2 separate regions of the Homo sapiens genome follow, and region 1 is linked to region 2. The links are chromatin contacts, found by Hi-C or POLR2A ChIA-PET in ENCODE. All regions are on one chromosome and are shown on one strand. Each heading gives the region's core, a stretch centred on a gene start or an enhancer-like site at or near the end of the contact. The rest is flanking DNA. Distances are from core to core; before and after follow the strand shown. Region 1 has its middle 56 kb from the start of TMEM230. Region 2 overlaps SLC23A2 (solute carrier family 23 member 2).

Region 1 (4,227 bases), core at 1,455-3,954, 95 kb before region 2:
AAATAAAGGCAAGGATATGGCTATCACTAAAGTCAGAATCATGAGCATGTTTAGGAATAAGCTGGCTATGTTCAGGGAGGCACAGACAGGGGCTTTGGGGAGGGATCTTCTCACTTCTATTCCTTCAACTGGGTATTAATGAGTTATTTTTTAAACCTTACATACAAGTTTTTTTTGCATTTTTCTAGGTACTATATACAACATGTGCTATATACAACAGACTCATGTATATAAATGTGTATTTGTTGTTGAGAATTTTTTTTGGAAGGAGACACAGGAAATTGGTAAGCCTGATTACTTCCATAAAGGAGAACTGGGGTTGGGGTATCTGAATGACAGAGGCTGGGAGGTGGAAGCTGTAGTGAGCCATGATCACACCACTGCACTCCAGTCTGGGCAACAGAACAAAACCTGTCTCAAAAAAAAATAAATAGAAAATAAAAGAAAGAAAACAAAAATAAAACATGTAGTTTTGAGCCACTTAGATTTTGGATTTGTTTGTTTTTGTAGCATTACCTAACCTATACTTACTAAAATAGAGCCTTTGTTTTTTCAAGTACACTGTTTCATGAGGGCTTGAGCTCCAGGTTTATTTTCTCCTTCTTGTAAATTGTATTCTTATTACTATTATTTTTAAAGATAAGGTCCTGCTCTGTCACCCAGAACTCCTGGGCTCAAGCAATCCTTTCCGCCTCAGCTTCCAGAGTAGCTACCACTACAGGCATGTACCATCATGCCCAGCTAATTTATTTTATTTCATTTTCATAAAGACTGGGTCTCACTATGTTGCCCAGGCTGGTCTCAAACTCCTGGGCTCAACCTTGTCATCCCACCTCAGCCTCAGCCTCCTGAGTAGCTGGGACTACAGGTGTGCGACACCATGCCCAGCTAATTTTCCCTTTGATGAATATACCCACATACCTAGTTTTAAACATGTTCTCTCTAAGAAAAGATAGTTGACCATGAGTGACCATGGTGGGTCTGTAGGTGCCGGAAGGGTGAAAGTCAAATTCCTTTAAAGTTTAAAGGAAAACCCAAACTGGCAGTTCTCTGCAGAAGAGGACTGTCTTGCATACCTCCCCACAGGTAGACTCTTGGGTGAGGAATGGTCCGGCTCCCTGTGAGGAGAAAGAGGGCAGTAAATAGGAGAGGGACAAAGTAGGCTGGTGGGGCCTACTCAGTCATGAAGGGATTTTTCTTTCCTAGGTCCTCTGCGTCTCCTTCCTCATCTTCCTGAAGACCCTCCTAGTCCAGCCCTGGAGAGAGGATGTAGGACCTGGAGGAGGGTGTACCTATCCAAAGGAGGGATCAGAAATAACAGGGGACGCCAGGCACAGTGGCTCATACCTATAATCCCAGCACTTTGGGAGGCCAAGGGGGACAGATCACTTGAGATCAGGAGTTCGAGACCAGCCTGGCCAACAGAGCGAAACCCTGTCTACTAAAAATACAAAAATTAGTTGAATGTGGTGGTAGGTGCCTGTAGTCCCAGCTACTCAGGAGGCTGAGGCAGGAGAATTGCTTAAACCCAGGAGGCGGAGGTTGCAGTGAGCCGAGATCAGGCCACTGTGCTCCAGCCTGGGTGACAAAGTGAGACTCTGTCTCAAAAAATAAAAAGGAGGGGGGAGGGGGAAAGTGGGGGCATTTCTCAAGGGATGGGCCATGCATGCTTTCTAATAGAAGAGTCAGGCAGGTTGACTTAAAAGATTTAAATAAAAGGCCGGGTGCGGTGGCTCATGCCTGTAATCCCAGCACTTTGGGAGGCTGAGGCGGGCAGATCACTCAGGAGTTCAAGACTAGGCTGGCCAGCCTGGTGAAACCCTGTCTCTACTAAAAATACAAAAAATTAGCTGGGCATGGTGATGCACACCTGTAATCCCAGCTACTCGGGAGGCTGAGGCAGGAGAACTGCTTGAACCTGGGAGGCAGAGGTTGCAGTGAGCCAAGATTGCGCCATTGCACTCCAGCCTGGGCAATAAGAGCAAGACTCCATTTCAAAAAAATAAAATAAAATAAAATAATTAAGTGAATCTGAATATAGGCTTTTTCACATATCCCTGTTAAATTTGATTTTACTTGTTCAGTCCATCATTCTGGATCACAGAGATTGCCCTAAACCCTACTTGGTGTTATCATCTCTCTCTCTTTTTTTTTTTTAGAGACAGTGTCTCACTATGTTGCCCAGGCTGGTCTTAAACAATCCTCCTGCCTTGGCCTCTCAAAGTGCTAGGATTACAGGTGTGAGCCACCGTGCCTAGCCATTATTATCTCACATACTGATTGTTCCTTCAAGCTTAGAGTCATTTACAATTTGATAAACATTTCCTCCATTTTTTTCATTGATAATGCCACTGCAGTCTAGCCTGGGTGACATAGCAAGACCCTGTGTCAAAAAAAAAGATAACAATGTTGTAAGTCAGGCTCCCTAGAAGCAGAGCCTGAGGCGGGGATTCAGCTGCACGTGATGTCTTCGGGGAGTGCTCCCATGAGAAGGAAGTGAGGGAAGCCACATGTGACAGAGGAAGAAGCTGAGCAAAGATGTGGTTTTCATCTAGAATCTAGCCTTAGCATGATCCCACAGAGAGCTCAGAAGTATGAATAGCACCACAGTGTTGGTCTCACCCTGGGGCAAGAGGACCAGCCTTTATACAACAGAGTCACACAGCACTGTTTGCAGGCTGCTGGGGGTGAGTAACCTCCCAGACAAGGCGACCCCTGTTGGCCAAAAATAACTCTCTAGAAAATGGGGCAGTTGTGAGTCATTATCAACCATCACTCCCTGCAGCTGGGGGAAAGATGCACCAGGCAGCTGTATGAGCTTAATTGTGTCCTCCAAAATGTCATATGTGGAAACCCTAACCTCCAGTACCTCAGAATGTGACTCTATTTGGAGACAGAGCCTTTTTTTTGTTGTTGTTTGTTTTGTTTTGTTTTTGAGACGGAGTCTCTCTCTGTCGCCCAGGCTGGAGTGCAGTGGCGCGATGTCGGCTCACCGCAAGCTCCACTTCCCGGGTTCAGGCCATTCTCCTGCCTCAGCCTCCGGAGTAGCTGGGGCTACAGATGCTCGCCATCACGCCCAGCTAATTTTTTGTATTTTTAGTAGAGACGGGGTTTCATCATGTTAGCCAGGATGGTCTCGATCTCCTGACCTCGTGATACACCCACCTCGGCCTCCCAAAGTGCTGGGATTACAGGCATGAGCCACCGCGCCCGGCCGACAGCGCCTTTAAAGAGGTAATTAACTTAAAATGAGGCTGTTAGGTTGGCCCCTAATCCAGTCTGACTGATATCCTTATAAGAAGAGGAATTAGGACACACAGAGAGACACCAGGAATACATATGCACAGAAGAAAGACCATTTGAGGACACAGAGAGACTATGGCCATCTGCAAGCCAAAGAGAGAGACTCAGAAGAAACCCATCCTGCACGTGCCTTGATCTTGGACTTCTAGCCACCAGAGCTATGAGAAAACACATTTCTGTTGTTTAAGCCAAAGCTAGTGGTACTTTTTGGTAGCTTGAGCTGACTGAGACAGCAGATGAACAGGATCTGGATGGCACCAACAACATCCACTACATCTTTTTTTTTTTTTTTTTTTTTTGAGATGGAGTCTCACTCTATCATCCAGGCTGGAGTGCAGTGATGTGATCTCGGCTCACCACAACTTCCACCTCCCAGATCCAACTGATTATCCTGCCTCAGCTTCCCGAGTAGCTGAAATTATAGGTGTGAACCACCATACCCAGCTAATTTTTAGCAGAGACAGGGTTTCACCATGTTGGCCAGGCTGGTCCGATTTTTTTGTATTTTTAGTAGACACGAGGTTTCACCATGTTGGCCAGGCTGGTCTCAAACTCCTGACCTCAGGTGATCTGCCTGCCTTGGCCTCCCAAAGTGCTGGCATTACAGTTGTGAGCCACTGCGTCCAGCCTCCCCTACATCTTCATGTATGCTCTCCACCCAAATCATCTCTCCTTTCCTTCCCCACCTCCTCCCAAAAACAGCTCATTTAAATCTGTCTGCCCTCTCTTCATTGGGAGCTACAGTGCCAATTATAGGAACCAGCTAATTTCCTCTATCAGCTGCCTGCCCCAGACAGGAGCCAACCAGTTTTCCCAGCCTCCTTTCAGCACTTTTGACATCTCAATGAAAACAGTGCAAATGGGCTAGGAATGGTCTTTTGGTTGAAATGAGCCATAAACCATCAAATAATTGCACATGTTTCT
Region 2 (4,146 bases), core at 1,576-4,075:
GGGAGCACACTGACTATATCAATAGGGTGTTTTTTCTCAGCACTGGTGTTGACTGCCAGAATTTCTCTTCTAGTTTGTCTTACCTGTATATTTATTTCAGTGTTGTCCTTAGATAATGGCTCAAGCTTTTAAGAATTATGAAAGTGACATATGTACACTGTAGAAAAATAAGGGGAAAAAAAACCACATATAATCCCATCATCTGGAGATAATCATGTACTATTTTGGTGTTTTCCTCCATTTTCCTTTCTTTTTTTTTTTCTTCTTTTCCCTTCTCTTCTACTCTTCTCTTCCTTCCTTTTTTTCTTTTCTTCTTTTTTTTTTTTTTGAGACAGAGTCTTGCTCTCATCACCCAGGCTGGGATGCAGTGGTGCGATCTCACTGCAACTCTACCTCCCGGGTGCAGGGGATCCTCCTGCCTCAGCCTCCTGAGTAGCTGGGACTGCAGGAGTGTGCTACCACACCTGGCTAATTTTTTGGTGTCCCTTCATTTTCTGCATGTGTGCACACACTGAAATGGGATTATCAGGTTTGTTTTGTAAGCCTGTCTTTTTCTCAGCTTAATAATGCACTCCTTACGTTGCCACGTCAGTCACCCATGTTTTAATCTCTGTAATATGCTCATATAAGAATGTGCCCACAATTGTACCAACCAGTCCTCTATTTTAGGCATTAATATTTTCCCCTCCGGTTTTGGATTACTCTTAAGCATTATTTTAATGAACACTCACAAAATGAAAAATTTAAGCCTGTTTTAATTATTTTGCTAGGATAAATTCCTTAAGAGTAAAATTGTTAGGTCAAAGGCTATGTGTATTTTTAGAGCCTTTGATTGGTGATGTTAAATTACCATCTAAAAATGTTATGTCTGGGTGCAGTGGTTCACGCCTATAATCCCAGCACTTTGGGAGGCTGATGTGGGCGGATTGCTTGAGCCCAGGAGTTCAAGACCAGCCAGGGCAACGTGGGGAGACCCCATCTCTACCAAAAATAGAAAAATTAGTATGTGCCTACAATCCCAGCTACTTGGGAGGCTGAGGTGGGAGGATCACCTGAGCCCAGGAAGGTCAAGGCTGCAGTGAGTCATGATTGTGCCACTGCACTCCAGCTTCGGCGACAGAGTGAGACCCTATCTCAAAAAAAAAAAAATAAGTTAATGGCAATTATTACTCCCACTAGCAGTATATCCAAAGTGCTTGCATGTTAACGGGATGTTAAAAATTATTTACTAAATTTACAATTACAATTTGTTGTGTAAATTATAAATGGTACATTTTATTTTATTTCTGCCTTTTTGATTTTTTGCTTTTTTTGAGACAGAGTCTCACTATGTCACCCAGGCTGGAGTGCAGTGGCACGATCTCAGCTCACTGCAACCTCCGCCTTCTGGGTTCAAGTGATTCTGGTGCCTCAGCCTCAGGAGTAGCTGGGACTACAGGTGTGTGCCATCATGCCTGGCTAATTTTTATATTTTTAGTAGAGACGAGTTTTCACCATGTTGGGCAGGCTGGTCTTGAACTCCTGGCCTCAAGTGATCCACCCATCTTGGCCTCCCAAACTGCTGGAATTATAGGCGTGAGCCACCGTGCCTGGTCAGATTTTTTACATTTTTTTTTTTTAATAAGAAAGCTTACATATGGTCATATTCCTATTGGCAACACAGAGAATCATATTAAAGGAGTTATGGCAGCCTTAGGGATTCTTATAGCCATGCAGACTACTTTTAAGTGGCTGTGACTAAGGGGTCCTGAAGCCAGCATGCCAGAGCACCTGCTTTCCTGACTTGGTGGCTTGCTGGATACATCTTTAGGTATATACCCTTCGCTTATTTTCTGCTGATCACAATTTAGGAACTGGATAGACCCAGAAAACGTGGATCCCTGGTTGGCTTCATGAACTTGAGAAAAGCATAACTTTGGATAACGAAGGACATTTGGCATGAATTGTGCTCCTTGCTTTGGGAGAATAGCAAAGAGTGAAGTGAGTGGTTTGGATTTTGGGAGATGTGGAAAGGATTTGCTGAGGAATTGATATTTACATTCTCCAGGTGTTGCAGTATTTCCAGGTAGAGGGAATAGCAGGCTGTGTCCTCCAGCCTTAATTCAACTACCACTGTTAGTTTTGAAGCCTTTTTCCTCTTTGCCATCATCTGGCAACTTTTTTTGAGATAGTCTTGCTCTGTCACCCAGGCTGGAGTGCAGTGGCGTTATCTTGGCTCACTTGCAACCTCCGCCTCCCTGGTTCTAAGCGATTCTCCTGCCTCAGCCCCCTGAGTAGCTGGGATTACAGGTGCATGCCACCACACCCGGCTAATTTTGTATTTTTAGTAGAGATGGGGTTTTACCATGTTGGCAAGGCTGATCTCGAACTCCTGACCTCAGGTGATCCATTGCCTCGACCTCCCAAAGTGCTGGGATTACAGGTGTGAACCACTGCGCCAGGCCATCTAGCAACTTCTTGACCTTTCTTTATGCCCCTTGAATGTTGGCTCCTGGCCTGCCACATTTCTTTCCACTGTGTCTTCTAGCATCATCTCTCAGTCATTGGCTTATCCGGCCACGGGACCTCACTGACCTTTTACCTTTTGCAGGTAGTTTTACTTCCAGTTTATATCAGCTCTCCAAGGCCCAGTCGTCTCCCAGACAGCACTTTGGGATCCTGAGCTGGGAGTGTGTCTACACACCCTGTCCTCCCTAGCTCTCATTCCTCCCCTTCATTGGTCCTGGTGCTCCAGCTCTGTGGTGCTCTCTGGCTTCCTCTTGCCTCCCCAGTCCTTTTTACCTGCTATGGACGCCACAGGAAATCACGTGGCTGCCATCTTACTAACATGGTCTCCTCCCTCTCTGAGCTGTCTCCAGAACTTGTCAAGCTCCCTCAGTGCCCTGGTCTTAACTATTCTGTTTTTTTGGGGCGGGGGTGGTTGAACTCTGCTGGAGAGAAACCAGATAACAAGGTGACTTTCTCTATTTCATATTATGAGTTCTGGGCTCAGCTGGACTTTGATTTTTTTTTTTAAAATAATATCATTTTTCTCATCGTTTTTCTTCTTCCATAGTCACTTCTGTCCAATCCCATTCCCAGCCTTTTTACTCTCAGCCATGACCTCTGCTTCTTAGTTCATTAAGAAAACAAGTGATCAGATAAGCACTCCCCCAACTTCCTGCCCTTCTCTCACCTCATGCTGCCTTGCATAAGGGCAACTGTCTACGTACATCTCTACCCACAGAGGCTATGAGGCAATCACTGCAGATGGTCTGTGTGGAACTGTCCGAACAAATTCCAAAAGTTTTCCTATCAGGGTTATATGAGAACTGCTTTTCGCTCCCTGTGGCTTAGTTAGAGATTCTCTGGCTGAGGGGGATATGTTTGTGTTTTCATAAAAGACAATATTTTAGAAGTGATGTGATACTTGGAGGGGGTTAAATCATCCCCAAAATTAAATCTCCTCCCATCATTAATGGCACAGTCAGGGCTGGAATCTCAGTCATGTGTTCAGTGGCCTGTCCTTATCTGAAATAAAAATACTTTAGATCAAGGGTGTCCAATCTTTTGGCTTCCCTGGGCCACACATAAAATACTCTATCACTAATGATAGCTGATGAGCTTTAAAAAAATCGCAAAAAATCTCAAATGTTTTAAGAAAGTTACGAATTTGTGTTGGGCTGCATTCACAGCTGTCCTGGGCCGAGAGCTGGACAAGCTTGCTTTAGATAGGCCCCACTCTGGGGGATTGGAGATAAAGAGGGCGTAAAATTTATTTGTAATTAAAAAAATAGATAGGCCAGGCGTGGTGGCTCACGCCTGTAATCCCAGCACTTTGGGAGGCCAAGGTGGGCGGATCATGAGGTCAGGGAGATCGAGACCATCCTGGCTAACAAGGTGAAACCCCGTCTCTACTAAAAATACAAAAAATTAGCTGGGCATGGTGACACGTGCCTATAGGGAGAATTGCTTGAACCTGGGAGGTGCAGGTTGCAGTGAGCCAAGATCGTGCCGCCGCACTCCAGCCTGGGCGACAGAGCGAGACTCCGTCTCAAAAAAAAAAAAAAAAGAAAAAGAAAAAAAAAAAAGGATGTGTAATCAGAATGTGCATGAGGACAGGCCAGGCAGGGAGAATAAGCCTCCTTCCTGTCTGGTCCTTGTCCC

The links. Hi-C counts contacts between places; a loop is a spot of excess contacts on that map. ChIA-PET counts read pairs that join two places held with the same protein, here RNA polymerase II (POLR2A). Pooled maps may share reads with other maps.
Region 1: a pooled map shows a loop between it and region 2 (3-fold over the local background). The contact joins two enhancer-like sites. A Hi-C loop is called at or near these places in 7 of 50 pooled maps. POLR2A ChIA-PET finds 5 or more read pairs at or near these places in 10 of 52 experiments (CD8-positive, alpha-beta T cell, H1, OCI-LY7 and 7 more).

The regions. Positions count from the first base shown.
Region 1 is chr20:5,055,373-5,059,599 of GRCh38, reverse strand. It overlaps a transcript of TMEM230 not described here. Among named protein-coding and RNA genes, the nearest start is that of TMEM230, 56 kb to the left of the region's middle. RefSeq lists an enhancer at 2,625-2,674. Within about 2 kb of position 2,704, at least 12 of the 41 ENCODE cell types and tissues checked have a DNase peak (open chromatin) inside an H3K27ac peak, as active enhancers do; they include CD8-positive, alpha-beta T cell, where a contact is called at or near this core.
Region 2 is chr20:4,961,015-4,965,160 of GRCh38, reverse strand. All of the region lies in intron 2 of SLC23A2 (solute carrier family 23 member 2), which reads left to right. Among named protein-coding and RNA genes, the nearest start is that of SLC23A2, 38 kb to the left of the region's middle. Within about 2 kb of position 2,825, at least 7 of the 41 ENCODE cell types and tissues checked have a DNase peak (open chromatin) inside an H3K27ac peak, as active enhancers do; they include CD8-positive, alpha-beta T cell, where a contact is called at or near this core.